Linked DNA regions of Mus musculus: all the other regions are linked to region 1. A link is a loop called in an ENCODE intact Hi-C map of the cell type or tissue named here. Cell type or tissue: heart. All regions are shown on one strand. Links, peaks and the distances in the headings refer to the core of each region. The heading gives the core; the rest is flanking DNA. Region 1 overlaps Alg14 (asparagine-linked glycosylation 14). Region 2 holds the start of Rwdd3 (RWD domain containing 3). Region 3 overlaps Slc44a3 (solute carrier family 44, member 3).

Region 1 (10,457 bases), core at 3,717-8,716:
CCAGGTCCTCTGGAAGAGCAGCCACTGCTCTTAACCCCTGAGTCACCTCTCCAGCCCCATGCCTTTCTTTTATTATTGCTTTCAGTCTTTTCCTAATTACTGAAGGAAGCATTGTGATTGTTACATACTCTGCAAGCATTCTTATGCCTGTCTAACTTTTCTGGGTGTCGCTGTGGTTAGAAGGCTAAGCTGCACAGTGTGCTGACCTGAAATGGCCTGTTGCCCCTTCAGTCTGCATTCTGGTCGATCGTTGAAACATCAGGGATTATGAAAGAACATTCATCTGAAGACCAGTAGGGGGATATCCCAAACTCACGAGGTTCTGTTCTCAGAGAAACCCAAGGCTCCATTCATGGTTTTACATAACCTGCTTAAGCCAGGATACAGAGAAAGCTCTCAGGCACCAAGCGCACACACTCGGCTTACTTTGGACTCTAAGTCAGCTTTGGATCACACTCATGCCCATGGCTGTTCATGTTGAGCTTCCTAAAGCACTTCGTTGCCCCAATTATTCGATATCCTAATTCTTCGGTGGTTTCCCTAATATAAAAAAATATATAATTAAAACTAAAAGCCAGTGTCCATTAGAGGCACTGTTTAAGTAAGAGCAGAAGCAGAATAAAAATGTCTGCCGTTAGCCACACCACTTTTTGTTTTTAACCTTCCGTCCAAAATGAAATAAATGGTAGGTATGAATACTGAGAGAGAAGAAAGAAAACCTTATATTAAATAAGTAATTCTATATAGAAACAGCAAAATAGTGAAGAAGCACAAGTAGTGTAGGTTTTTTAAAAATGTTAGGCACATACTGGGTGATGGATGACCTCTGTAGCTGCATCACACATGCTGGCATTAACTAAGAGGAAATAACCAGGCAAAGTATTATGTGCTGGGAAAGGACTATATATAATTTTTGTTTTGGATATCTTCTTTATTTACATCTCAAATGTTATCCCCTTTCCCGGCCTCCCCCCACCCCCTCTCCTGTGGCAACTCCCCTATCCCATCCTCCCTCCCCCTGCTTCTATGAGGGTGTTCCTCCACCCACCCACTCCCGCCTCCCCAACCTCAATTCCCCTACACTGGGGCATCTATCAAACCTTCATAGAACCAAGGTCCTCTCTTTCCATTGATGCCTGACAAGGCCATCCTCTGCTGCATATGCAGCTGGAGCCATGAGTCCCACCATGTGTACTGCTTGCTTGATGGCTTAGTCCCTGGGAGCTCTGAGGTGTCTGGTTGGTTGATATTGTTGTTCTTCCTTTGGGATTGCAAACCCCTTCAGCTCCTTCAGCCTTTCTCTAACTCCTCCATTGGGGACCCAGCACTCAGTCCAATGGTGGGTTGCAAGCATCCGCCTCTGTATTTGTAAGGCTCTGGCAGGGCCTCTCAGGAGACAGCTATATCAGGCTCCTTTCAGCAAGCATTTCTTGGCATTCACAATAGTGTTTGGGGTTTGGTGACTGTATATGGGATAGATCCTCAGGTGGGGCAGTCTCTGGATGGCTTTTCCTTCAGTCTCTGCTCTACACTTTGTCTCCACATTTGCTCCTGTGAGTATTTTTCCCCCTTCTAAGAAGAACTGAAGCACCCACACTTTGCTCTTCCTTCTTGAGCTTCATGTGGTCTGTGAATTGTACCTTGGGTATTCCGAATTTTTGGGCTAATATCCACTTATCAGTGAATGCATACTGTGTGTGTTCTTTTGTGATTGGGTTACCTCACTCAGGATGATACTTTCTAGTTCCATCCATTTGCCTAAGAATTTCATGAAGCCATTGTTTTTAATAGCTGAGTAATACTCCATTGTGTAAATGTACCACATTTTCTGTATCCATTCCTCTGTTGAAAGACATCTAGGTTCTTTCCAGCTTCTGGCTATTATAAATAAGGCTGCTATGAACATAGTGGAGCATGTGTCCTAGTTATATGTTGGAGAATATTTTGGGTACATGCCCAGGAGTGATATAGGTGGGTCTACAGGTAATACCATGTCCAGTTTTCTGAGGAACTATCAGACTGATTTCCAGAGTGGTTATACCAGCTTGCAATCCCACCAGCAATGAAGGAGTGTTCCTCTTTCTCCACATCCTCACCAGCATCTGCTGTCAGCTGAGTTTTTGATCTTAGCCAGTCTGACTGGTGTGAGATGGAATCTCCGGGGTTGTTTCAATTTGCATTTCCCTGATGACTAAGGATGTTGAACATTTCTTTAGGTGTTTCTCTGCCATCTGATATTCCTCGGCCATCCGATATTCCTCAGTTGAAAATTCTTTGTTTAGTTCTGTGTCCCATTTTTTAATAGGGTTATTTGTTTCTCTGGAGTCTAACTTCTTGAGTTCTTTGTATATATTAGATATTAGCCCTCTATCGGATGTAGGGTTGGTAAAGATCTTTTCCCAATCTGCTGGTTGCCTTTTTGTCTTATTGACAGTGTCCTTTGCCTTACAGAAGCTTTGCAATTTTATGAGGTCCCATTTGTGGATTCTTGATCTTACAACACAAGCCATTGGTGTTCTGTTCAGGAATTTTTCCCTATGCCCATATGCTCGAGGCTCTTTCCTACTTTCTCTTCTATTAGTTTCATTGTATCTGGTTTTATGTGGAGGTCCTTGATCCACTGGGACTTGAGCTTTGTACAAGGAGGTAAGAGTGGGTCGATACGCATTTTTCTACATGCTGACTGCCAGTTGAACCAACACCATTTGTTTAAAATGCTGTCTTTTTTCCACTGGATGGTTTTAGCTCCTTTGTCAAATATCCAGTGACCCTAGGTGTGTGGGTTCATTTCTGTGTCTCCAACTCTATTCCATTGATGTTCCTGCCTGTCTCTATACCAATATCATACAGGTTTTATCACTATTGCTCTGTAGTACAGCTTGAGGTCAGGCATGGTGATTCCCCCAGAAGTTCCTTTATTGTTGAGAATAGTTTTGGCTATTCTGGGTTTTCCCAGAATAAAATAAATAAATTTGCAAATTGCTCTTTCTAACTCTAAAGAATTGAGATGGAATTTTGATGGGGATTGCATTGAATCTGTAGATTGCTTTTGGCAAGATGACCACTTTTACTATATTAATCTTGCCAATCCATGACCATGGGAGATCTTTCCATCTTCTGAGATCTTCTTCAATTTCTTTCTTCAGAGTCTTGAAGTTCTTGTCATACAGATCTTTCACATGCTTGGTTAGAGTCATACCTAGGTATTTTATATATTACAATAGTCATTGTAAAGGGTGTTATTTCCCAAATTTCTTTCTCAGCCTGTTTATCCTTTGAGTAGAGGAAGGCTACTGATTTGTTTGAGTTAATTTTATATCTAGCCACTTTGCTGAAATTGTTTATCAGCTTAAGGAGTTCTCTGGTGGAATTTTTGAAGCACTTAAGTATACAGTCATATCATCTGTAAATAGTGATATTTTGACTTCTTCCTTTCCAATTTGTATCCCTTTGACCTCCTTTTGTTGTCTAATTGCTCTAGCTAGAACTTCAAGTACTATATTGAGTAGATAGGGAGAGAGTGGGCAGCCTTGTCTAGTCCTGATTGTAGTGAGATTGCTTCAGGTTTCTCTCCATTGAGTTTGATGTTGGCTACAGGTTTGCTGTATATTACTTTTACTAGGTTTAGGTATGGGCCTTGAATTCCTGATCTTTCCAAGACTTTTAACATGAAGGGATGCTGAATTTTGTCAGATGCTTTTCCAGCATCTAATGAAATGATCATGTAGTGTTTTCTTTGAGTTTGTTTATATTGTAGATTACGTTGATGGATTTCCATATATTGAACCATCCCTGCATCTCTGGGATGAAGCCTACTTGATCATGGTGAATGATCGTTTTGATGTGTTCTTAGATTCGGTTGGCAAGAATCTTATTGAGTATTTTTGCATGAATGTTCATAAGGGAAATTGGTCTGAAGTTCTCTTTCTTTGTTTGGTCTTTGTGTGATTTAGGTATAAGCATAATTGTGGCTTATAGTACAAATTGGGTAGTGTTCCTTCTGTTTCTATTTTGTGGAATAATTTGAAGAGTATTGGTATTAGGTCTTCTTTGAATTCTGATAGAATTCTGCACTAAACCCCTCTGGTCCTGGGATTTTTTTGGTTGGGAAACTTAATGATTGCTTCTATTTCTTTAGGAGGTTATGGGACTGTTTAGATGGTTTATCGGAACCTGTTTTAACTTTGGCACCTGGTATCTGTCTAGAAAATTGTCCATTTCTTCCAGATTTTCTAATTTTGCTCAGTATAAGCAATTAGTAGGATGTGATGATTTTTTTTTTTAATTTCTAGGAAGGGACTTTTAATACAAGGAAATAGCATGGGCACAGCATTGAGATCTTACCATGACATATTAAATATGATACAAATAAAGGTACAGGCATATTCTTGATGTTTAAAACTGGTATTTTTACACACACCCACATTTAACATTAAAACAATCAAAATCATTTTGATTTTTTGTTTTTGTTTGTTTGTTTTTTGTTGTTTTGTTGTTTATGGGGTTTTTTTTTTTGGTTTTGGTTTTGGTTTTGGTTTTTCAAGACAGGGTTTCTCTGTATAGCCCTGGCTGTCCTGGAACTCACTTTGTAGACCAGGCTGGCCTTGAACTCAGAAATCTGCCTTCCTCTGCCTCCTGAGTGCTGGAATTAAAGGCGTGTGCCACCACGCCCGGCTTTTTTGTTTTTAACAGGGTCTCTTATGTAACTATGGCTGTCCTAGAATTCCCTATGTAGACCAGGCTGACCTGAACTTACAGAGATCCACCTGCCTCTGCCTCCTGAGTGTGAGTGGCAAAACTCTTGTCTTTTAGAACACTTTATTCAGCTATAAGTATTTGCCCCACTTGACAGGAATGGTCTGTTAACAGAATCAACCCAAGACCACTCCTTCTATCATGAACCCCACTCAGCTGCAGCGAGAAGATAGTCATACAAGACACAATGTAACTGTAAGTTCATCAGAAGATGAACAGCGCTGTGAAGGTTACATGGGCAGGAGCAGTGGAATGAATGCAGCTGCTCACTGGGCCTGGGGAAGAGGACACTGAGAAGAAGGCTGTTTCAGCACAAGGCACATACATCACAAAGCCACGGAGGGGAGCAATGCTATGTTATGGTCCAGTGGCAGAATTCAGAGTGGAAGGACAGAGGCTGATGGAAGGCAGGCAGAGCAACATATGACATCGAATGCAGTTCCTGTCTCACTGAGGGTCTTGGGGGTCACTGGATGAACGTGCTTAGTTGTGTGGTAGGGTCTGACGCCCGAGTTACAGCTTCTCCTTGTACTGCAAAGCGCAAACAACGCCAAGAATCTGGGGACTCCTGCAGCCTCCCAGCTGGCTTGCACTAGTCAGGGTATAAGGAGGGCAAACAGTTGGACTGTTTTTTAGATTTGTTGTTGTTGTTGTTGTTGTTATTGTTGTTGTTGTTGTTGTTCTTTGTAGCCTTGGCTGTCCTGGAACTCACTCTGTAGGCCATGCTGGGCTCAAACTCACAGAACCACCTGCCTCTGTCTCCCGAGTGCTGGAATCAAAGCCGTGCACCACCATCTGCCTAGCAGATTTAATGTATCTGAAAATTACAACCTGCATATCTGTGTATGTACCATGTGCATGCCTGGTGCCCCTGGTGGTCAGAAGAGGTCACTGGATCCACTGGAACTGAAGTTACCAATGTCTGCGAACTATCATGTAGGGGCTGGCCATTGAACCCAAGTTCTCTGCAAGAGCAACGACGAGCACTCTTACCCACCGAGGCTTCTCTCCGGTACCTTTATCACTTTGACAAAAGTAGAGTTAGCAGACTTTCCAGGAAGATCTGATAGGAATTCGAGGAGAAAAGGGGTGACTTAGGAGCTTAATGTAGGCAATTATAAGAATACTATCGTTGGCCTGGTCAGCTGACGGCTCCGTGGCTAAGAGTACTCGCTGCTCCTGCAGAAGACCCAGCTAGTTTCCAGTAACCACATGGTGTCTTAACAACCATCTATAACTCCCAGTTCCAGAGGATGGGACCTCGTCCCCTCTTATGATCCCCATGAGATTGACACCAGTCATGAACATGGCTCACATTCACAGATACAGGTAAAACGTTGATACACAGAAAACAAAATACGTAAGTCTTAAAAGTCGGGGGACGGGAGGGAAACGAACATGTGTGTGTGTGTGTGTGTGTGAAGAGTACTGTTGCTTTGCCATCACGCTCTGGGAAGTCTGTCTACGTGCCTCTAAGTGTCTTGTATCACCCAGACTTGTCCAGCCGCCTCCACCGTGGCTGGAAGAGTTGGTGTTCTGCGGGTGCTTCTTGCACTCAGGCAAAGCTTTCCTAAGCCCTACACATTTGCTTGCTCTCTCCTTCTTACTCCCCTGGCCGCCCTTGACCACTTCAATCCCTTGTTCTCTTCCATTCAACACACTTTCCTCCCTTAAAGACTTGAAGAATGTTCTTGGGAGGTCCCTCCAGTGGGTTGATGAAGAATTTCTATTGTACTCTCCCTCTGCAGACAAGATGGCTGTGTTTGCTGCCATTCCTCCATCCTGCCACCAGGTGGCAGCATACTACAGGCCATTGAGCTGTTGACCAGAAATGGCCAGAAACTATCAGTGCTACAGACTGATCTGGTCAGGGTTAGACAGGAGAGTCTTCTACTCCCTTTTTTTGGAGGTCAAAATCATACATCTCTGTTAGATATTATTGTCATTTCTTCTTTTTTAGATTGCCTTTTCTTGAGTTAGAACACATTACATAACTCAAGAGTCAACCTTCCACCTGCAGGAAGTTTGTATTCCAGATGTTCTCCACAGGGCTGGGAACATACGTAGTTCAGGGTTAGGATGCGTCTGTAGGATGCACAACTGCTCGCATTTGGTCCCCAGCATGACAGAAAAAGGACTTTTTCCACTCAAACCCCTTGCTGCAGTTCTGTTATATTTATTTCAGTTTACTTCAGACGTGCTTCTTTGTCTAAGCAAGGAAGTAGCGCGAATCTGTGCCTTCCCACAATAAAATGTTTCTTGCGTGTGTTTGGTGGATATGCATACGGGGGGTGGAGGGGTGTTGTGTGCAAGTGTGTGAGTGTACCAGACTAGTAGCCAGCAATCCTGTCTCTATCTACCCCACCCCCCAATGCCATTGGGGTACAGAAATCACAACCAGTTTGTTACACAGGTGCACAGCACTCTGAACCATCTCTCTATCCCTATACTATTTCTCGAAAACTATAAAGTAGCTGCTAATTGAGCAGTTTTGTTTTCCGAATTTTTGCTGAGTTTTGTGCACAATATAAAGCAAGCAGGTGCCTCCCCTGCTCGGTGCATCTGGAAAGGAAGGCATCAGAGTGGGAAGCTGGAGTCGACTGGCAATGGGCTTGAGGGATGGCTCTGTCAGTAACTGGCTGCGCTGTAGCGGGAGGACCTGAGTTTGGGTCCTCGGCATCCACATAGCAAACTGGACAGTGCCGCACGTGCCTGTAATCTGTGCAGGGTGTGCAGAGATGGGCTGCTTCTTGGAGCTCGCTGGCTGGCTGGCCGGCCTAGTCAAATTGGTGAGCTTCAGGTTCAGTGAGAGACATTTGAGGAAGACACTCCACGTTGTCCTCTGATCTACACACAGACACCACCCCCACCATACACACACACACACACACACACACACACACACACACAAACACATATCAACACCACCACCACCACATCCCCCACAGCCCCCCACCCCTACAGGTTTATAAGAGCACCACTGAGCAGTGTCAGTAAAAGTCACCATCAACTTCTCTGACGCCTGCATTGCCACACAGCAGGGGCGAAGCCTTCATAGAGACCAACTGTGCTCTCAGACCCTCCACTTTCAGGTAGAAGACCAGAGCCACAACCCTGAGCTATGAAGGTGTTAGCCATCGTGTTACCATGACAACTGAGGACAGGGTGAGATGGTACCTAGGAAACAGGGGCTTCAGCAGAACGAATGCCTTCCCTGGCCCCTAATGCTTACCATTTAGGTCTATTCTCTGCATCATTTCCCAGAATATCCCATTTATATCTTCCAGGCAAGGAATTAATTAAAGATTAATTTTGAAGAAAGTAGTTTGCCCACAGAACAAAACTACGAGGTCTAACACGTGGGTCCCGTTTGCTTTTTACATTTTATTGCCTTCATATGCTCCCACATCATTCATTAACATGAGCTAGGCGTTCTACTGTCCTGGCTGTTGACTTAGGGGCCTCATAACTTCGTATCTAGGGGAGAATGTGCTGTGTATTATGGGATGCTTACCAGCAACCCTGGCCTTTTCCACCAAATGCAATGAATACCTTCCACCCCATGCACACCCACCAGCCGCGAACAGCCCTGCACGTCTCCAGTTATTGTTCTGTGGTCTAAGGAAGAGGGTTCCCCCTCTCTTGCTTGAAAACCAGTGGTTTGAGCTGATAACTACTGACTGTCAGATACTAGCATAAGAAAAACCCAAACCAGCAATCAGCAAAAGGAATTTTGAGAAAAGGGGAGGGGTTGGGGAAGCTTAAAAGAAAACAGTTATTTTCAAAGAAATGAGAGGTTATCATGTCCCCAGGAATAAGATCTAATTTTTTAAGAATTCAAAAACATTCTGAGTAGGGTTTTTTTTTATTGTTATTAAATTTTTTATTGCAAGAATGAAAACGAAATCTACAAAGCACTGGACAGTCACACTGAAGATTCTGCGATAAGCTATAAGAAACATTGAAAAACCAAGAGTAAGCACATTAGACAGTCAGACTGTGTCTCTAAGGATGTCCCAGAAAAGGCAAGGCAGAGGAGAAAAGGTCCAAACAAACAGACGGCCTAGGGAAAGTCCCCAGACCCAGAAGGACATGGCCTTCAAAGTCAAAAGGGCTGGAAGAGGTCCAGTCCAACTGTAGCCACAACAAGGTAAAGTCATCTAAGGTCTCAAAAGGCATGACAAAGAGAAGATACCAAAAGCTTCCAGAAAAACCAAACAGGAAGGGGGTCAGTACAGATCCAAACAGAGCAGAGGCGCGCCAACGGAAGTAACCACTTATTCACATGGAGTATTTATTTACTAAAAGAACGCAAACTATAACATAGTTAGAAGTGTGTGTGCGCACCCGCACGCGTGTGTTTGGAAACACAGAAGTTTGGGTACTGTATTCTTGTTTCTTGTTCTTTAAATTGTTTGGTTTGGATGTAACTCTGGAAGTCTAATGGTTGCAAGATCCATGAAATGGCTCCTCTAAAACAGACTTGGTGATCTTCCACATACAACTTTCCACAAGGTGGGGTGCTGCCTTCATAGATGACCGAGACTTCCTGTCTTCTTGAGACTTTGACTTGAATGCGTTTGGTGTCTACTACTAACAAACCCAAGCAGTTCTAAAAAAGACAGTTGTAAGCCATCTGAATGCAGTCGTGGGGTTTCAATTCAGGTGTAAAACTCACGTCACCCCGGTTGCTCAGTGCATTTCTGTCCTTCGCTCATTTGTTTGTTTGTTTTCTTGTGTTTTTGTTTTTGTTTTGTTTGGGGTGCGTTTTTTTTTTGTTTTGTTTTGTTTTGTTTTGTTTTTTTGGTTTTTTTTTGTTTTTGTTTCCGAGACAGGGTTTCTTTATGTAGCCTTGGCTGTTCTAGAACTTGCTCATAGACCAGGCTGGCCTCGAACTCATAAAGATCCACTTGCTTCTGTCTTCAAAGTGCTGGGATTAAAGGCGTGCACCACCACTGCCCGGCTGTGCTCTATTCTTATAATTCTTATATTCTTATAACTAATGTATGTATGTCATTCTTATGAACATTAACTGTTAACATTCCTTCTACATGCCACCCAACAGTTACCTAGCAACAGCCAGGTAGGCCTGGCTTGCTATAAAAGAGGCTGTTTGGCTCCTCCTTACTCTCTGCCTCTTTTCTTTCCCTGACCCCTTTCTTCCTCTCTCCCCTTCCCCCTCCCCCCCCCTTTTCCCACATGTTCCTAGCTGGTCTCTCCTCCTCCTCTTCCTCCTCCTCCTCCTCCTTTTCTTCCTCCTCTTCTTCCTTCTCTCTCTCTCTCTCTCTCTCTCTCTCTCTTCCCTTCTCAACTCCCCTTCCCATGCCTTAAATAAACTCTGTTCTACACCATACCCATCATATTGCTGGTACCACAGGGGGAAGGGATGCCTCAGAGAGCCCACTGAGGCACCTCTCTCACCTCAGCATACCACACTCTACAAAACATATTCCTGGTCTTTTTGTAAAAACGTAACATTAACTGTACCGGCTAGTTTTGTGTCAACTTGACACAGCTGGAGTTATCACAGAGAAAGGAGCTTCAGTTGAGGAAATGCCTCCTTGAGATCCAACTGTAAGGCATTTTCTCAATTAGTGATCAAGGGGGAAAGACCCCTTGTGGGTGGTGCCATCTCTGGGCTGGTAGTCTTGGGTTCTATAAGAGAGCAGGCTGAGCAAGCCAGGGGAGGCAAGCCAGTAAAG
Region 2 (10,457 bases), core at 227-5,226, 140 kb before region 1:
AGGATTTGTTGAGTGTGCACCAAGAAACCATTTGCATAACATACCTAACTCACAGTCTCTCTACTTGCTTTATTTTGCCCAGTTTTCACATATCCTCAAAACCTTTGCACAGAAAAGCACTCAGAAGCCCCACACACACACACACACACACTCTCCTCTCATACACACTTGCTTTATGCAAGAAATACGGTGTTTACATTGTCTGTAACCCTAAGAGATTGTTACACACGGTGTCTCTGGATTTTCACATGCTTTCATCGTTCTTAGAGAAGGAAACAAAACAACTAGAAAGACTGGAAGGTAAAGGTGGCACTCTTTCAAAATAAAGTCTAAGACTATGTGGACTTTAGAGAGATGAGTTCAGCCAAGACCATCGGCAAACAACGTCAATATGTCACTGTAACAGTTTTGCAGGGGGACAGAGTCCAATCTGAACAACAGTGTTAATAAAACACAAAACCCACTGGGAAGCTATCGCCAGCCTATTGTGTGATGCAGTTAAGCTGTTATGCGAGTCCTCTCTTTTTCAACTTTTAATCCTGTGAGATAGCTTCTAAACTGCGACTCCATTTATAACAGGCACTGGGCACAGCCATATACTCTCCGTGTCTCTACCCGGAAAATGGATGATAACACCTTCAGAAGGGACCACACACGTGTATGCTTGAAGGGGAATGCGGACCTCCCACCACCAACTCGATTGTTCTGAATATAAGCCGGATCCCACCCACACTATTGCCACTGTTTTGTTTTTTTTTTTTCTCAGCATCATGGATTGTCTTACTGTAAGAACGTTTCCTGCACCAGCCCCTTTCCTACAGAGGAGTGGGACCCAGTGCCAAACCCAACCCTGTGGAGCTTGGTGGTGATGTAATCTATGTGACCATCAGTGATCCTCAATGCAAACTAAGCTAAGCAAGCCTCTCCTTAAAACCCACGTGAAGATCAAGGTGACCACACCAACCCTGGCACCTGGACTGACTCGTGGGATGGAGAAGAACAGAATATCCCTGATTTGGCTACTCCACTGCTTTCCCAAGCTGGGAATATGGTGTTTACATTATTTCCAGCCCTAAGAGACTGTTACACACAGCGCCTCTTCCTTTGAACTTACTCTAACATGAGTGGCCAGGATGCAAACTCCCTCAAAACTCTTAAAAGAAATTACTCCCCACTAAACTGAACCCATCTATTCAAGACTTTTCGGCTCAGGGCCTCAAGAGCTGGCCGTTGGGGTCAACCCAGGTCTTCCTGTCTTACAGAGAAATGTAGGCCCTCTGCAATATTCTTCTAATCTCACTTAAGACAGGAGAGACTTATCTGGTGGAGGCCAGGGAAGAAATGATGGGTACAGAGTGACACCCTGAAACCCGAACTGCCGCTGGCAGCGAGGGTAGAAGCCACGAAGCCTGCTACACTTGGTGTTTGCCTCACTCACAGCTCCCGAGTGTGTCAATCATTCCTGCTTCAATCGCTGAACTGTTCTACTCTTCAGTGAACCTTCTAGAAAACAAAATGTCCGAAGCTGTTACACTGAATTCCTTTATAATTCAATTACTTATTGATGCCAGAACACTGAATTAAATTAATTAGGAGGCATGACTTGAAGTCATGCTCAATTTAAGAGCAGATAAAGAGCCGCAGTGTTCAGAGTATTAAGACAACCCCCTCCCCCTCTCTCTCAGCACTTCTTTTTGGGGGGTTTCTCTGACCTATCAACAGTATCTGATTGGTCATAATGCAAACCACCACCATTTTTTTAAAATGTCATAGGACATCACAGGTTCGTTTCTCCCAGATATTGGCAAGTAAGTCACGATACAAGAACTCGGAGACACGAGTGATCCCTTTAAATAGCTGCCTCCGGCAGAAGCAATTACCAATAGAGAGAATTGTGGAGACAGGAGATGCTAACCGATCAGGATGCTACCCAATCACAAGAGGGTGGCAAATCCCTACAATAAATCCTTTCATAGGGGTCTTAAGGAAGTTTCAAAAATATACAAGACAGGTCTAGGCACTTAAGAAGAGAGCAACTCCATTTTTCTAGAAAGTTCACATGGCCTGAAACGTCAAATCACCACAAAGATCTGTAGATGTGTGCATGCAAGAAGGCATAGGAGAAAGGGGTCACTGACTTATCTTATGGAAACCCAAAGCCCTCCTAATCATAGATATAGCTTCCTTAGGTCTAGCACATCTCACACTGTCTTCCTAGAGCTAAGCCAATTTATGGTCAGAAAAGCCATTACAATCGTAGTTACATTGTAACAGTAGAGGGATGGCTCTCACTGACCTCAAAATGTACATGACATATTTGACAGCTCAGCGAGGGTGAGAATAATTTGCATCAGCACATTTTCCCAAAAGGGGGAAATTGGGGGCACTCAGTGGTTAAGAGCACTGACTATTCCCTGGGTTCAGTTCTCAGCACCTTTAAGGCAAGGCTCTCAAACCCTCGGTAACTCCTAGCCCCTGAACGTCCTATTCAGGCCTCCCAGGCACACTCAGCATACAGGTCTATACAGGCATGCAAAACACTCATACATACGCCAAAAAAAAATTTAAAAGTGTGTGAGTGGAGCGTCTGGGTTCCTTAACGGAAGCCAAGACAAGAATGAAATTTTAGCTTTTTAAAACAATTAATAATAACAACAATAGTAATAGCTTTACAGACTATAAACTCTCAGAGGGTCGGTGCCCTGCCTGGGTTAGAAGAGAAGGTCTCCATGCTGCGTCCAGCAGAAGTCTGGAATCGGCTGCCATTTTTCAGCAGCCTGGAAAACGTAAAAATAAAAATATTTTTAAGTAAAACAACAAAAAAAATTAATAATAAAGTCAAAGGCAATTAACTCTGGAGAGTTCAAACCTTAACAAGCATTTCCTGACTGCCTTCCACGTGGCTGACAACCAACTACAGCGTCCTGTTGTCAGGGACGTGATACACAAATGCTTATGGTGGATGCCGACTATTTGGAGGAGCTGGGTTTCACGAGGAGGGCACTGCGCACCGTCTAGTTGCGGGAGAGCACGGGGTAGGGGGGCGGAGAGGGCGAGCTCAGGGGAGGGCACTGCAAGCGCAGGCCAACCCCACCCCCCAGTCCCCTCCTACTCCTGTCCAGGGCCACAAGACACCGGGTCCCCGACTCCCCGCAGTGGCCGCAGGGTGAGAGGCAGGGTATTCACCTGAACAGCTCAACATCTCCCACTCGTTGGGCCCGCAGAAGATCGCGGCCAGCGCCGAGAGCTCCTGCCGCACCTCCTCCACCATATCCGTGCGACCAGAACCCAAAGCCACTTCCGCCGCCTCCCGGAGCAAAGCTCCCCTACGGTCACTGGGGGGCGCCCCGGCCTCACAGCCAGGTCGGCTGCGGATGGCGCCGGGCGGGGGGCGGGGAGATGGGCGTGTTTATGGGCGTGGCATGTGTCCGCCCAGAACCTTCTGAGTTTTGGCCTCTGTGGTTTTCTGGATCAGAGAGAGACCTGTAAAGCCCCAAAGTCCCCTACAAGAACAACCAGGCTGTGAACCCACCGTGCTTCACCAGGCTAGGAGGAAATGGAGAGAGTAAAAAAAACCTAAACAAACAAGAAAAGCCAAACAAGGCGAACGAGCCCTTGTCAGGCTTTTGAACTTTGTGTCCTGAGATCCCACAGTGAGCAAAACACAAATTCCATGTCCTCATGAGGGTCAGTGACCCTCGTGGTCAGGATATTTCAGAAAAGAGAACGATAATGACCTCCAGGATACTGACCTGGTTGGTCACTAGCCTCGGGATTACACACAAGGTCTAGATTCCAGGGCCTCTTTCCAGTCCAAGATGAAGAAGAGGGAAGACTGAGATGAGACTCCTTAGAGATGGGGTCCAAAGCCAAAAACTAGCTTTACAGTGATTTGATTTGAGTTGATTTGATTTGGTTCGGTTTGGTTCGGTTCAGGTGATATTCGATGCATATAACATAATGTGTCTATTACCTCTCTGATCCCTGAAGCTTAATGGTGAAATCACCATCTTTGAATCTTGACCTAAATTTCAAAACACTCGCAGTAACAATAGGATAACAGAATGAGTGATGCATCTGTTTCAACCTCGACTTTAGTAAGCAAAATTAATTTGTGGTAAGTAGTTCTGTCTAGGTGCATTTGACTCCCCCCGCCCCCAAAATAAAAATTTTTAATTCTGCAGCTCCCAAGAGTCCTTTGGCTCACTCGGGGAGGTCTCATGCCACTGGTTTGTATCAGAAATAACATTCTGTGAGTTCATCAAAGAATTTAAGTAGGTCTTCAGTGACTCCTTTCACTGACTTCTACAAGTCAGAATAATTTTAACTGGGCCACGTTACTATCCCAATCATCATTTCTATTGCTAAAAGGGCAATTTGAAAAAAGGAAGAGAAATTGGCTTCCAAGAAGAGAAAGGAAATCTGATGAGATAGACAAGAAAAGCTTTTCCAGGGATGCCCTGAGATTTCAGTGACCCCAGGCAATTAGGAACCGTGCTGTGCAAATAATTAGAAAGATAAAGGTTTATTTAAACACATGATTATCTATAATGTAACCAATTTGTATTAGAAGAAAGAAAAAAAAAATAGTTCCTTTGAGTTATTTCCAAAATAGCAGTTCAAGCAAGTTCAGTGGGTTCATAATTAACTGTTAGAGAGATTTGGGGAAAAGATTACACTTTTTGATTTACAGCACCACTCTGTTATTCAATTTTCAGTTTAAAGTCCAATGTTACTGCTAAAAGTAATGGAAAATATTAATTTGATTATTTGTCATATTTGTTAAATGGTCCACACAATAATTGAATAGCCCTCATCCTGTTTTAATTTTTCAAATTCAATGTGTGATATGAACGAAATAACACGAACAGCGTGATTTCATTGTCAGCAGGATTAGGAGGCGATCACCGGAGCCTACTGTCAGTAAGGGGTCCATGGGAATTGATGTAAAAGTACAGCCATCTATTATCATACTTAAAATTTTCTGGTCAGTGGGTTTCTTCTTTGCTTTCCTTTCTCCGTTGATTCCTTAACCTGCTTTTCATACTTCATTTAGCATGCTTAAATAAAAAGTTCATGTGAATTGTCTTCTAAATTGACACTACCCGGAGACACTGAAATCCCTCGAATACATTTCTTGCACTCTGACATTTAGAAGTAATCATCACAGAGGCAGCGTGATGTCTGCTTGGCATTTCTCACACAACGGAAATAGCAGGTACCTGGCAGATCTCTGAAGCTACGGCACCATAATCATTTTTCTTGTAATAAGATTTCTTCTAGTCAGCGGCTACTGAAATTCTAGATATTTAAATGTGAAGTGGATGTGAACAGTGAGAGTATATTATCCACCTCTATCCCCACCTCCCACAAATACGCACACCAGTGTGTGATTTGCTAAAACAGTGCTACCTCTCCATGCATTTCTCCTAAAGCGCAGTGTACCCAAGACTGGAATAGGAGGGGACTCGTACCCTCTCACCCCCAGTTAAAACCACTAACCCAGGAAGTCAGTGTGGACAGGTAGTTCTTTTAATTTTCCCAGAACAGCTCTACTGACTGTCAAAACCCACTTTCACGAGCAAACAGGACCCAACTTGAAGCCAATTGGGAAAGGTGAAACGTTACTTATCCTGAGAAAAAGCTGAGTGGGCTTAATAAGAAAAATTATGATCTGAGAACATTAAAAATTACTCCCAAAAATGTCTCAGTGGTGGAGTACCTGCCTGGGCTGCTCAAGGTTGCGCTCCAGCCCTTAAAATAATGAAGAAGACACTAAAAGCCAGTTTCCTACACAGAGCTAACTGGGAAAAGCCATGCTGTGTGTGTCTAAAGCGTTCCTGTGCTTGCTCAGGTCTCTACACGTTCTCAGACTCTGTGACAGTTCTTGAGACAGAGATGAAGCAAGAACACACTCCGACCTTCGATCTAGATAAGGAAATACAATCTGCTGTAGTCGAAAACTGTCTCGCCATGTTGTAGGCACAAGAAATGCCACATGTGGTTAACCAAAGTGAAGTTCAAGGTCCTGACATGGTTGGACAGTGGGGATGGTGCCATGCTTTTGCCCAAAACTTGCCCGGAGGAAAAATAATTTTGTAATGTTCAGGAATGTCACAGGCTTCCAAAAGGGTACAAATGGGTGCTATTAATTGATCATAAGTCTTTCTGTTCTGTTACAGAGTCAAAGTTGCAAAATTATCTTTCACCATGATGTCAAAATAGAAACAACTCAATTGCATGAGAATTTGGCCCGGATTTCTGTTTTGGGTCAAGATATGCCAGCACCTCGTCCAGATAATCTATCTGTCTTTGCTCTAGCATATCCATTGCAATCTGCCTGTGCTTGGCTCCTAAATACAAATGCTATCAAAACAGTCCTAGCTTGCTGTGTGGGAAGCTGTCCCCGGGGCAATGTCCACTGACAGTTCAATGCTTATCAATGTTATCCAAACAACTCATCCTTATCATTAGAGTTTTAAGGTCTGTCTAATTAAAATAATACCCAATGATTAATTCTGGTTGCTGCAGCAAATATATTCCTTTTAGTCCTTATATTTTTCTCACAGTCTATGACTAGGAGAGCCAGTTTTTATTATCTGGAGGAGCTATAAATGTGCAAATATGACTGTTTTGGAAAGACAGTGGTTGAAATGGAGGGAGATAAAGGGAGGCCCCAGAGCAGAGTAGCAAAAGTGGGGCCTGGGGTTCTTAAAGGCAAACAAGCAGAAACACTGTAGAAGGGTGAAAGACATTATGAAGGAAAAGGGAAAGAGTAGAGAATGGGAAGTGGTGAGGAAAAAAACCCACAAGGTAGAGAAGAAATTTTAAAAATGACATAAACAGTGACATATCAATGACATAAGCAGTGACAGTCTGAAATTGTACTCAGTCATAGTTTGGGAGCCAGGAGAGGTGGCTGTGTAATGAACAAGTAAGAGACCATAGCTAATGCTCTCTCCTGTGAGGTTTATGTTTTCTGTATTCAAAGTTGATTTCTGAATGTGCTCAATAGATCATTTCTTCTGGGCATATTAGTTTTGAAAGATGACTGATTTAAGAGGACAAGCAGTAAGAAAAGCAGAGGGGAAAAGAAGAAAGCACAGCGCAGGAGGCTCAGGAAGAGGGGGAAGGATGCTAACTCTGAGGTTAAGAGATTCTAACCTCAGGTGCTTACTGGATTTATGGCTTAGGAATGGCTCTGATGGGAAATGCACAGATCCTAAAACTTCCACAGCCTTCACAGCACACATGTGTTCCTCTCTCACATATTCTGGTCTGGAGATGGCGTCTAGACCAGACTTGGGCTCCGTGGCCCTGTTCTAGCTTGATCCTCAGTTTTGTGCAGTTCTTGATGACCTGAGATGTTCCAACCGCCATGTCCTCGTACATCCAGTCCGATGCTGTTGGCTGGATCTCAGTCCATGAATGTCGCAGTTAAAGGAAATATGAACAATACCATGTTTAATCACAGAGACCATGGATTCACCTAGATATTGAAGAATAAATTAAGTATCATCTACTCTTATCATTTCTTTATTATAGAGAAAGGGCAATGCCACGAGGAAGCAACCTGCTGTCCCTGTCACATCAAGTTCAATGCTGGTCATGAGATTAAGTTGTCACGTAATTTTCTGGACCCAGCACTTTTCCTTCCCTTGTCCCCCACCACCCAGATCCCTAGCTTACTGCTCTGCCTTCATTTTCTCACAGCATTCACCACTATCTGAAATCACTCTGTTTATTTGTATCTTGTGGCTTCCCATGCTCTAGTCTCAAGGTCTGTGTCCTCTCTGGGTCCATGACCTGAATGTGATGGTATTTGGGAGGTGACCATGTCATCAGCATACAGCCCTCACAAATGGCATTTATGTCCTTACCAGAGAGATTGAGGGAGCATCTTGCCTTTTCAACCAAATAAGGACAAAGAAAAAAAGCCAACCTGTGAACAACCTGTCTCAGTTGGGGTTTCTATTGCTCTGAAGGGACACCAAGACCAAGGCAACTCTTATAAAGAAAAACATTTCATTGGGGCTGGCTTACAGTTTAAGAGGTTTAATCCACTATTGTCACAGTAGGAAGCATGGTGGCATGCATGCAGACATGATGATAGAGACATAGCTGAGAGTTCTACATCTGGATTGGCAGGAAGCAGTAAGAGAAAGTGACACAGGGCTTGGCTTGAGGATCAGAAATCACAAAGCCTGCCTCCAGTGACACACTTCCTCCCACAAGGCCACACTTCCTAACAATGCCACCCCCTATTGGCCTTTGGATGCCATTTATATTCAAATCACCACAATGAGTAGATAAAATACGGTCTTCCCTGCCCTCTAGGAGTTGGGCTTCTAATCTATCTGGGCCATGAGCCGTCCTGTAATGGAGCAACAAAAGAAAATCCTGCTAGGCGTGTGGAGGTACACTGGAGAGGACCTAGAAAAACCTGTTTTCAACATTATGGTACAGGCTTTTCCATGACAAAGGAAAAGAAGGGAAGAGAGACTGAATGTGAAGTTTTGTGTCTGCCAAGATTCATATCACCAATTCCAAGACATTGGGATCTGGGTGTTAGCCCTCTGCCAGCATTCCTCAACAAGCTTGTGTGGAGAGGCTTCTGATTCGCCAAATATGGCGCCACCGGGTTCTTAGGAAGCTATAGTCTGTGACACAAGCTCCTTGGTGATTGGTGATTGCAGTGTAGCATGAGAGCAAGGACTTGAAAGCCAACACATTTGATCAGCAGCAGGAAACCACAGGACTAGAGGAGCTTCCCTGCCTGCTTCTCAAGAGTTTCTCAGGAGCCATGTATTTTCCAGGGACCGTGTCTCCCAGGGACCGTGTGTTTCCGAGGGACCATGTTTCCCAGGGACCATGTGTCTCCCAGGGACCGTGTGTTTCGCAGGGACCATGTTTCCCAGGGACCATGTGTCTCCCAGGGACTGTGTGTTTCCCAGCAGTGGAACAAAGATGTAATTGTTTTGTTGTTCTATTTTGTTTTTATTTTTAAATCACAATCTGAATCAAAATAATAGTTCTTTAGTGGAAATGTTTCTGTCTTTTGCTGTTGGCTTTCACTTGTTTATGTTGTTCTCCTTTTAGTGGGAAGAAGTCAAGAATAAAAAAGGAAAGAAAGAAAACCTCCCTTCATACATTCTTTCTTATCGCCTACTAACATCTAACATTGCGTCTGCTCCCTCTCCCTCTGCTTCTGCCTTGATGAGACAGATTTTTCTTAATTCTGACCAAAGATGGCTCAGCTGGTGAACAAATTTTCTGCACAGTCTTAGTGACCTGGGTGTAGTCCAAAGGTTGTGCTCTAATCTCCATTTGTACATACATAATAATAACAAATTACACACACACACACACACACACACACACACACACATATGTGTTCATTTTATGTATATGATGATTTTTGCTTACAGGTGTGTACGTGTACCACTGCCATGCCTGGTATCTGACAAGGCCAGAAAATGGTGTCAGATCTCCCAGGAGACAGCGTTAGGTTTCCTGGAATTGGAGTTACAGATGGTTGTGAGCTTTCATGTGGGTGGTAAGAATAGAACCTTGGTTCTCTGCAAGAGCAGCAAGTGTTCTTAACCACTGAGCCAACCCCTACACCCCCCCCCCCAGCATCCCCTTCATTCTTAAGGCCTGAATTCCATACTCCCTGTGAATCTGAGTTTAGGACCCTTCTCATTTGCCAGACCATGTGTGTCTACAATCACAACAGAGAGATGTTGAGAGTTGCAGGAGTTATTTCTATGGCATCTTTAGCTGTATGTCCAACTCTCAAGACAGTGCCTGGCATACAAAAAGCTTTCAAATGTAAGCTAAACCAGGAATGGATGAATGAATGAATGAATGAATGAATGATGGGAACGGGGGAGTCGAGTCAATCAACACAGTGCTCGTGTCACTCATCTAAAGACCTGGACAGGATGAGCAGGATGGCAGCACCCACCTATAACCCCCCGCTCTGTGCAGGCAGAAACAAGAGGGTTCCTGGAGTGTATTGCACAGTCAGTCTAACTCAAGCAGCAAGTAGAGTCACTTAATGAGAGACTTTGTGTTAAAAATTAAGATGGGGAGAGATTAAAGAAGACACCTGGTATCAACCTCTGGCTTATGCTCGCGCGCACACGCACACACACACACACACACACACACACACACCACACAACACACACTTGTGCACACGCAGACAACTGATTGAGTGCTTTCATAGAGCGTATAACCAAACAGGTTAGGGTGCATGCTTCTTACCACCTCCACCGTGATTTTCTTCAGCCCATTTCCTTATCGCTTGAACATATCAACATACTGACACACAGCAATGTTAAACAAGCAGATTGCTATCCAAGTCTTGACTTGATTCACATTCAGAACAATGTGCAATGAGCAAAGGATTCAGTGGTTTTTCTCCACACAAAGCCTTGCAGCAATGTACAGGA
Region 3 (10,457 bases), core at 1,767-6,766, 190 kb after region 1:
TTTATTTTTTAAATTAGCATCCAAAGCCTGATAGTTCTCATTGCCTGTCATTGCTTGTCCATTTCTCGTGACCTGTACAATTCTTTAATGACAGAGTGTGGAGAGAAGGTAGGGATGAGATCAATGTCCCGGAACCACCGGGCCTCCACATCCAAGTCCTTGCTGGAAACACTTTGGTCTGGTTATGCTAAGATAACTCTCTCTCTCTCTCAGACAGATGTGTTACCTGAGGGAGAAGATCTTTCTTCTTTATAGGAAACGAAGCAACTCCCATCTCCTGCTTCTGGGAGGCTCTCAGTGCCAACCAAGGGCAGCAGCCCCTCTGTGAGTCCTCCAGAGTTCCTAATGATGTGGTTCCCAAAGGGTACCACTGTATTAAAAGCCCACACAGTGCTCTTTATCATCCAGAGGCAACTGCTTAGTGGCATGAATCTTGGCTGCTTGGCTTTTGGACTCCAGAAAGCTCATGTTTATCTACTCATTTGGTCTGAGAGACCAGAGGAGGGTCAGCATTGCCAGGAGCAAACTGCTTCTTCCAGTGCAACCCTGTCATTGTCTTGGGCCTGCTCTTCTGGCTCTAATCCGAGGAGAGTTATACTCAAGAGATGCACACGGCCCAGGTACAGGTGAGTGGGGGTGGGGCGGGAGTAGAGGAACAATAGTCCTCAATTATTTTCATGAGGCAATGTGCCATAGACACTGAAGTAAGTAATTAATTCCCTGGCACTTAACTCTAAGGACATGAATTATAGTTCACAGTTCCTTTAGGGTGTAACATTATTTTTCCAAGTAAATATCCTTCTGATTTTTACAAAGATAAAACCATTGATATAGTTACTGGAGTGTATTTAAAATAGATCCATAGGCCGGGCAGTGGTGGCGCATGCCTTTAATCCCAGTACTTGGGAGGCAGAGGCAGGCAGATTTCTGAGTTCAAGGCCAGCCTGGTCTACAGAGTGAGTTCCAGAATAGACAGGGCTACACAGAGAACCCTGTCTCAAAAAAAAGCCAAAAAAAATTAAAAAATAAAAATAAAATAAATAAAATAGATCCATAGTATTTAAGAATGGATAGTTACAGGAGAATACAAGCTTTTCTTTTAGGTATTTTTAAATTCTAGAGAATATAATTACTTTGCTGTCTAATTTCTTTCTACATTACACGAAACTACATTATAGTTTAAGCAAAAGAGCCTAGAGAATTTTGGGGTTTAAGGGAGACTATTTCCGCTGACCAATAAGTGAGCATATAGGCCAAATTTTAACTTAGTCCTTTTTTCTTTTCTTTTTTTTTTTTTTTTTGAAGCAGGGTTTCTCTGTGTAGCCCTGGCTGTCCTGGAACTCACTTTGTAGACCAGGCTGTCCTGGAACTCAGAAATCCACCTGCCTCTGCCTCCAAAGTGCTGGGATTAAAGGCGTGTGCCACCATGCAGGCTTTTTTTTTCCCCTTTCCTAATTATTGTTACTCTCTTTTAAGGCATTGAGTAAAAAACTGGCAAATATCTTCAGAGATGCATATACAAGCCAAAGCACCCAGACAAACCTCAGGGATAAAAGAGTGGACTCACCTGTTGAAATAACAAGCAACCATTGCTCCTGCTACAGTCATCCGCTGGCATGCAAGGATGAATTCGCTAGTCCAGATGAGGCCAATTAAATGGTACCACCACATATACCGAATGCCGGAAAGAGGCTTATATTCCACTTGGCCACCTTCCATCACCTGGGCAGTACCTAAAGTTTATAATACAAACATGCTTTACACCGATAGTTCCCGTATCCTGGAAGACGGTTCAGTGAACCATGTTTCTTCACGCTTGGTCTTTGGCAGTATGCAAAAATGCAGCTGTCAGAGCTTAAGGTCATACACCAAACACTAAGAATTTAAATAGTGCCAACGCTATTGACAGTGACTATAGGGAATTTGGAAGACAGTTGACATACACCCTAAAACTCATTCTCCTTTGAAGGCATGAAAATGGGTGCCGAAGAGTCCAACATTAGTGATGTTTCATGAGTAATAGAAAAATACCTTGCCCTGTGCATTTTCTGTTACATAGTCTTGTGTGATGGAGGCCAAATATGTTACATTGACAAAAACACACAAAATATTAAGACTGTATTATAGAACTCTTCACCAAAACAAAACAAAACAAAACAAATCCGTAGACTCAATAAAAGAGACTCTAGAGTCTTCCTTTACTCAAACAGGTTCCACTTATAGTTTGTTTCAAGAGCAAACCCTCTTGGCACATGTGAAATGCCTACTTTCCTTGGTTCAGATCTCAATGTTAACCTTCTTGTAGAAGCCTAGGACGCATTATCTAGCTTCTTAGAATCTTAGTCTTGCCTGCGTACTAACTCCTTCTTGGTAGTTTGAGCATAAAGTGATATAATCTGAATAGTTTCTGAGATAAAGCCTGGCCCACAGAAGTAGCCTTCCCTGGGTGATAACAGTTATCATTATCACTGTCGTTCTTATATGATCACTATCCTGTATTCCAGGAGCACAGTATTGCATTAAGGTCAGCAAGGGTGTTTTAATAATGCTCACTATTGGTGTGCTTTCCTTTCTCCTCTGACCTAAAGCATCCTTAAATATCGGTAGATATTACAAATATCTACCAATCCTGCAGACACTGGTAAACCAGCTCCCAGCTCTGTGCCTGGGCTTGATTTCAAATGTTCTCCCATGAGCTTTTCAAGTAAACTATTTATTATAAGGAAGAAATGGGTGCTTTGGTCTTTGGTGAAACCTACAACCTGCCCATGATTTAAACATGTTTTTGTATCTCTTGTCGCATCTACACGTGGACTTTCAGTTCATCCGTTCATTTGCCTTTAGACGCTCGCCCTAGAGTTCACACAGCGAGGGAAAGGCTGAAGATAATAAATGTTCAGCAAAACAGATTCCGCTGGCTTGTCTCCATTCCTTCCTCTCTAAGTTCTGTCAAGCAAGATGGCCACTGTGGGAAGTAGTGGGGTAGCTTGCTTTACAGAGACAAGCCAACAGTGGTCTACTGACTGTCCAGCTCATCTGGCTGGGAAGGAGACGCATTTCAGGTGAGCTCAGAAATCTGCCTATGTTTTTCTAAAGCTGCTATGTTTTAGAAAAGTGTTCCCAGCAACAAGCAAATGACCCTCGTGGTGACCATGCCCCTTAGATACATCAGGCCAGCCAGCAGGCTTTGAGACCCATACTCTGAACCATCTGAAGTGCACAGGGCCTGAGAAGCTTGCAGTTCCTCTTCTGTAAGATGACGAGTGCCAACAGCAAATTATGCTTTGGAGGTACAGAATATTTACATAGAGTGGGGTGGGGCATCATTTTTCTCAGACAGACAGAAAGCTAGTATGGATGCTAAGAGGGGACAATCTTTCCTCTTGGCTGCCCTGCATGGCCATTGTTACACATTTCCTAGTTTGTCACACTGGTGATAACGGTCAGCAAGTGGAGCACTTGAAGTGATAAATCAAGATGCACTTGACCCTCAAAGACTTGACATCTTTTAAAAAAGCCAAACCCAGAGGCTATTTTTGACTAATTTCTGTGGGTTGAAGTATCAAATCTCCCCTACATATCCCCTGCGTGCCGGCAATCGGGTGTGCTTATGTGCGTGGGTGTGGGCACATGTGCCGTCCCTTGCATGTGGCAGTCGGAAGTCAACCTTCATGTACTGGTCCTCGACTTACCACCTTGTTTGCGATAGTCTCTTTATGGCTGCAATAGCCAGGGTAGTTGGAACATAAGCTTCCGGAGCTTCGCCCGTCTCCTCCTCCCTTTTCCTATGGCATGCTGGGATTGCAGACACGTGCACTACCACGTCCAGCTTTTATGTGGGTTCTGGGGATCCAAGCACAGGTTGTTAAGTTTGCACAGCACTTGCTTGCGCTCCAGGAGCCATCTTTCCGTCTCCTGAGGCTGTCTATTATTTGTGCCTCTCTATCAGTTTTACTGAGCGGTTTATAGATGTTCACCAAGACAGGATTGTTTAGCTTCTCAAGGCACTCATTGGCATTTTGGAGCAGACATTTCTGCATAGGATGTAGTGATGGTTTAATGCCTTTGTGGGTGTTTAGGAGTTTGCTTTGCCTCTACTCCCCATTTCTGATAATTCAAAATACTTTCATATGATGCCAAATGCTACCTGGGAGGAAACACTGCTCGAAGCAGATCTCTCAAAGGATCAAGGACTGCAGCTTGAATGGGAACAGAAGGACCTTCATAGTCAGTGTTCCAGAGCCTGAGGGCGGGGCAGGCGTGCTTATGCATGCAGGGCTGCCCTCTCCTGGACGGGCTGTGTTGGTGCAGGCAAGATCCTCGAGGGCGGCTGACCAACCACAAACAAACCATGGAACCTTCTAGAAATCTAGGGTTTTTTGTTTGTTTGTTTGTTTTTTCCACTCTTCGATTGAGGGTAGTAATAGCGACTTCTCGCTCTCTGTGACTCCATCACATCGCTACTCTAAGGTTATATGCTAGCAAGTGTAATTAGTGGATAAGGGGCTAAGAACAGCGAGTGAGATGCAGGGTTAGCTGCAAATGAATCATGGGTAAAATGATCCAGTGTTGACAGTCAACACTCACTGAGTCCAGTACTTGGACATTTGGGTGGACATTAGCTATTAGGAGCAAAAATAGAAGAGGCAAAAGAACCCTTGATAACTCCTCTGAGAGTCCGAGGGACTTACAGATGACCGTGTTTGTTTGTTCATCTTATCTTCTAGACAACGGCTATCTAATCTCTCCTCCAACCTCAGAGCCAACAACCTCAATTCCTGTTACTCAAGGAAAAATGAGGCAATCAGAAGACCTTTCCTTATGCCAACTCCCCAGGCATACTTATCGATATGTCCGGAATTTAACCCCAGTCCTTAAAATGATAAGCTGCCCTTGAGCCTGTGGCCAACCCTGCCACTAGATCCTCCACCCCCACCAAAATACTCCCTTTCCTGAGCCATTACTAACTGTCTCCATTAAAAAAAAAATCTCCTCTGGACTCTTTCCTCTCTTCTGCCTCTTTCATAGTTAAATCCCTCCAGATTGATTCATGGTCAATATTAGATCCTCCAATTCCTTCCCTCCCACCCTCTGTCAATTTATGCTCACGTCTCTACAACAATCTGACCTCCAAGTTGCTGTCGTAAGTCAATGCTGAGATCTTCATCCCTGCCTTAGACACTGAACCACTCAGATGCCCAGCTACTCTTTCCCAGAAACCACCTTTGTCATCTAGCTCTGGCCTTCACTTTCAACCCATCTTGCTGTCCCTTCTCATCTCCAGAGCCCATTTATTTATTTTTTCAAGAGCAAATCTAAGCAAGTGCTCTACCACTGAGCTACACCCTGGTCTTCCAGGGCGTTAACATTGAAATGTCCCTCTACCTCTCCTCCACCTTTGTCAGACTCCTGAACCATACAGGTGAACTTCTCTTTCCCTTCCCACTTCCCTACTCTCTGAGCACTCTGAGCCAAGCCAGGCCAGGCTGCACTGAACAGCCCACTAGCCCAGGGAGAACCTCCATTCTTCTACCACCCCCTCCTCCTACCTTTATCAGACCCGAGACTCCTGAACCATACAGTTAAGCATTCCCCCTCCCATCTTCCCTGTTCTCTGAGCACTGTGGGCCAGGCCAAACTGCCCTGAGCAGCTTGCTAACCCAGGGCGACTTCCATTGGACCGGAGGCTCCTGAGCCATACAGACCTGCACATCAGAAACTATACAGCCCAAGGATAGCCATCAGAGACCTGCCACACCAGGACCATTGAGGTTCATCCCCCTCCCAATAACTACTATGACAAGAATATCCAGAGACCAAACCCATCCAGATGGTTAAAGGACCTCAAAAGAACACAATCACCAAAAGCCAGGGTGATATGACACCTCCAAAGCACAGCTACCGGACTACAGCTAGCCCTGGACATCCTAACACAACAGTGAACTATCTCAAAGCACAATCCTTTCTTTATCTACTCCCAGATACTGTTTATGTGTTCCTTCTGAACTTCAGGCTCATAGATAATTGCTTATTGGAAATATCCATATAGTTATTAAAAATAACTCCCCAAACTAATTTCTACTCATGAAATGCACTCAGCTTTCTGCTCCATCTCAGTTCATGACCTTCACATCTTCCTGCTGCTAAAGTGAGAGACCACGTGAACCAACCCAAAGCCACCGCCAACTCCTTTACCTCCCTCTCCCATCTATTACATCATCAGATACGACACTCTCTAAAGTAGCCTCAGAACCCAGTATGTCACACTGCACTGCACAGACCCAGTAGCCATGCAACACCATTCCTCTCTACTAAGCATTACTGCTGTTAAAATGAGCATCGGGTCCGGTCTGGGTTCTCCAGATTTCCCATTTCACAGCCCCAGGATTTACCCCATTTCTTCTCTGACTGCCTTCATGAATTCACCTCTCTATTAATGACACCACTCTAGCTAAATCTGCCTCCTTCCTGTCCCCAGAACCCTGTCTTCTTTATGGTCCGATACTTGGGACATTCTTCCTTCCCTAAGCCAGCTTTGTGGCCCTGTACAACGCTTTCAAGTCTTTGTTCAAGTATATTTGTTTAGCCCTAACCCTAACCCAACCATAATCCTAACCCTAATACAACCCTAACCCACCCCTAACCCTAACCCAACCCAAGGGCCAAATTAAAAACTGAGTTCCAGCCTCCTCAGGCATTTGACGCCCCTGTCCTCTGCTTTATTTTCTCCTTACATCTTACCAACTATTCCGGTCACTTACCTACCTTACTTAATATAAGTTTTTCTTTGTCTTCCAAATAAGGAAACCTGCATTGTCCGTGTGTTTTGTATTTTACAAGACAGGGTTTCTCTGCAGAGCCCTGGATGTTCTGGAACTCTTTGTAGATTAGACTGGCCCCACCCTCAGAGATCTTCTTAACTTGCCTCCAAGTGCTAGGACCAAGGGTAGGCACCATCACTAACTCACTATGTCCGTGTGTTTTAATAGGATTTTTAACTTACAGCAATTGTTGAACGAGTAGATAAATGTAGAGATGGATAGACATTCTTTAAATGACATATTCTATTTTTTAATTTTGATTTTATGTGCATGAGGGCTTTGTCTGCATTTATGTCTGTGTGCCATATGTATGCCTGGTGTCCATGGAGGACATAGAAGGTATTTAAAAAAAAATCTCTTGAACTGGAATTTCAGATGCTTGTGAGTCACCATCTGGGTGCTAGGAATTGAACCTGGGTCCTCTGGAAGGAGAGGAGACATTGTTCCAATTCCCCCATATTCGATTAAAGATCTTTGAGATAAAGTTCTAAGATCACTCTTAATTCTCTGATTAAAATGTATCAAGCTATATAGCCTTGATGTTGTAGGCACGTTTTAAAGCTTTTCTAGAGTCTATAGTGGTACACTGATCACTGTAGATGGCAGATTCTTAAGGAAGACAGGCCAGCTGGGTAGGACAATATCCAAAAGGGAGCAGACACAATTTCAAAAGACTCCATTTTCTAGCACATTCTGTATATTTTCTTGGAGCTTTTCCAGAAACCTGGCCCACGGGTCCTACTGATTCGAGCCTTCTGACCCTCAGCTTGGCTTCTGCCTCTGCCCTGGTTACAGGACAATTAGGGAAAAATAAGAGGAAAGTTCCATTGTCTCCAGTGTCCAGCAGTCAAGTACCGGATATGGCATACCGAGCCAAGGGACAAAGAAAGAAAAAAGATGTCCCTCCCTTCCGGGTTCTATACTGGTGGATAACAACTTTGAGGGCTAGTTTTATGTCAGCTTCACATGAGCTCGACTTAGAGGGGGAATCTCAAGAGAGAAAAATGTGCATTTTCTTGATTGGTGGTTGATATGTGAGAGTCTGCCTCACCACGGGAGGTACACCCCTGACCCGGTGGCCCTGGGTGCTATAGGAAAGCAGGCAGAGTAAGTCATGGAGAGCAATCCAGTAAGCATCACTCCCCCACAGCCTCTGCATCAGCTTCTGCCTCTCGGTTCTCGTCGTGTTTGACTTCCTGTCCTCATTTCCTTTAATAATGGACTGTAGCCTGGAAGCTTGAGCCCAAATAAATCCTTCCCACTACAAGTTGCTTTTGGTCATGGTGCGTTATCAGAGCAATAGACATCTTAACTAAGACAACAACATTTTTTTTTTTCATAGAAATGAGCACCTTGGGACATATGATACATTTGCCCCTCTTGGTGGAAAAGACTATTGACTGACTTATCAAAATATTTCAAGTACCCAAAGTACACAGTAGGCACACAAAATACATCTCTGGAGCTGAGCACATGATAGTCAGACAATGAGTATCTGTTGGAAGAAGGGAGAATATGAAAAAAAATGTACAAGAAATACTTATGTATACGTGCCCAAGGGATTTGTAGACAACCATCCAAGAAATAGACTACTAGAAACAAATTCTAAGAATGCCTAGCTTCTGGTTGGGCAGTGGTGGTGCATACCTTTAGATTCTGACACTTGGGAGGCTGAGGCAGGTGGATCTCTGTGAGTTTGAGGCTGGACAGTTTACAGAGCAAGTTCTAAGACACAGAGAAACCCTATCTCAAAACAAAAAAAAAAAATCCTTAGCTTCGGAGACCGTTTGTGGCGGAGAGCTGGGGTAAGAGTTGGGAAAGGGAGTGGATTCTAGGTCGGCTCACACTGGAGCAAGGCATGGAGCAATGCATGGGGGACAGCTTTTCTCTGCAGAGGTGAAATGACCTGCACTTCTGAAAGGCAAGGGCTACTGCTGTCTCTCTGACTTCTCTCTCACACCCTGTTCCTGCAACAAGGTCGGCCACCCACCAGGAGGCTCAGTAAAATCATCTGTTATCTTCTAGATCGCTGATACATTTCTCTGATACTATGTTCTCAAGTTCACCAAGCATAGCAGAGGAGGGAAACAAATAACACACACAGCTGAGGCTAGCAGGAGACATTCCTACTGGACGCTAATTCCTAACATCAACAACATATGGCCCCTCATTTGCAAGGCAAAGCTCTCCTCCAGCCCAGCCTCTCATCATTTTTCCATTGCATGGATGGCATGGGGGGAAAAGCACAGAGAATTAATTCCCCAGGGAATCTGAAGCAGCCTGGATCCCAGATCCTTTGATGGGAAACCCTGTCTGAGCCTTCTAAACACACTGTGTACGCGGTTGTGATTGTCCCTTTCAGCCAGAGCAGGGACCTGGAGGTACCTGTCCTGCGCTGGGCCTTTTCTATTGTTCTCCCATCCCGGCTGCTAGACCACCTTAGAGATCAGGGGTCACCCAGACCATCAGGCCACTTTTCCATTCAACCACAGCGCCTGCTGGATAGCTACAATGTTCACTTTTTGCTTTATTTTGAGTTCTGGATTTTAAAGACAGGGTCTCTCTTTGTAGCCTAGACCTTGAGTTCTGATCTTCAGTTTTAGCTTCCCCAGTGGGGGAGTGACAGATATAGACCACCTCAGGCCTCTTTATTTTGTTGGATAAGAATTAGTAGGCAGGAAGTCACCACTGTTAGGAATGTTTTGCTGAGAAGACTCCAAAAAAACCCCACGTCTTTGCAAACTAGTTAACAGAAGAACTAAGTCACTGGAGAAATGGCTTACGTGAGAAAGCATGACCTGCCAAAAGTCACTATATTTTTCACTTAAATATTTTTAAAAGATCTATTTACTTATTTTATGTATATGAGCACACTGTAATTGTCTTCAGACACACCAGAAGAGGGCATCAGTTCCCATTATAGATGGTTATGAGTCACCGTGTAGTTTCTGGGAATTGAATTCAGGACCTCTGGAAGAGCAGCTAGTGTTCTAAACCACTGAGCCCCAGTCCCCCACATTAAATTATTAACTTATTCAACTGTTATTCCCAGAGAAAGCTCACAAATATTTACCTACTGAGGATACCCCCTAACATTTACAACTTTAGTGTAGGTCACAGAGAAACTCTGTCCTCATGTCATTGCCTGAGAGGACATTAAATGACATAAGGAGGCACTGTGCACTGTTCACCTACATCCTCTGGCAAGCATCCTTTCCCAAGATGTGGAAGTAGTTCACCCTTCTCAGAGGCACAGCTGGGGCATCTTCCTAGAGTCAAAAAAAATCGATGCAGTTGCTGGCCTGCTTGGCTCGAAGCCACTGATCCTGGATGAAGAGGCCTTGGGGAACAATGGGGGACTCTGTGTTCTTGGGCAGCCCTTGAGTGTGCAGACAGGAGGGTCAGGTGGCAGGAGGGAGTCCTGGGCTCTAGCAGGGAGGACAGGTGGTAGCTCTTTGTGGTACCTGCTCTACTGTGAAGCCAAAGATCAGCTTACTTGGAGACCTACATTCGGTTCTAGACGCTCAGTTTTCGCTTCTTTCCCCTAGGCTCTCCTCGTCGATGCCAACTGAGCCCTTGCCCTAACAGAAAACGATCATGTTCTGACACCATTCGGTGGCTGAGGGGGAAAAGGGC

Evidence for each region. Peaks named below come from ENCODE experiments on the same cell type or tissue, not always from the same donor. Only the 100,000 strongest peaks of a DNase experiment are listed, where the experiment ranks them.
Region 2: it touches region 1 in a loop (3-fold over the local background); 25 of 42 quality-filtered maps call a loop at or near these places.
Region 3: a loop joins it to region 1, with 9 times the contacts of the local background. A loop is called at or near these places in 40 of 42 quality-filtered maps.

Annotation. Positions count from the first base shown.
Region 1 is chr3:121,301,227-121,311,683 of GRCm38, forward strand. All of the region lies in intron 2 of Alg14 (asparagine-linked glycosylation 14), which reads left to right. Among named protein-coding and RNA genes, the nearest start is that of Alg14, 15 kb to the left of the region's middle. In heart, for the core only: a CTCF peak has its summit at 5,650 (motif pointing right); a DNase peak (open chromatin) is centred at 6,535.
Region 2 is chr3:121,168,406-121,178,862 of GRCm38, forward strand. Rwdd3 (RWD domain containing 3) reads right to left here and starts at 3,290. Exons shown (of 5, transcript NM_028456.3): 1 at 3,187-3,290. The coding sequence starts at 3,271. In heart, for the core only: a CTCF peak has its summit at 3,326 (motif pointing right); a DNase peak (open chromatin) is centred at 3,316; H3K4me3 peaks cover 1,206 bases; H3K27ac peaks cover 1,010 bases.
Region 3 is chr3:121,496,152-121,506,608 of GRCm38, forward strand. Slc44a3 (solute carrier family 44, member 3) reads right to left here. Exons shown (of 15, transcript NM_145394.3): 10 at 1,568-1,733. Among named protein-coding and RNA genes, the nearest start is that of Gm38684, 30 kb to the right of the region's middle. In heart, for the core only: no CTCF peak of the experiment used is centred there; a DNase peak (open chromatin) is centred at 4,270; H3K27ac peaks cover 545 bases.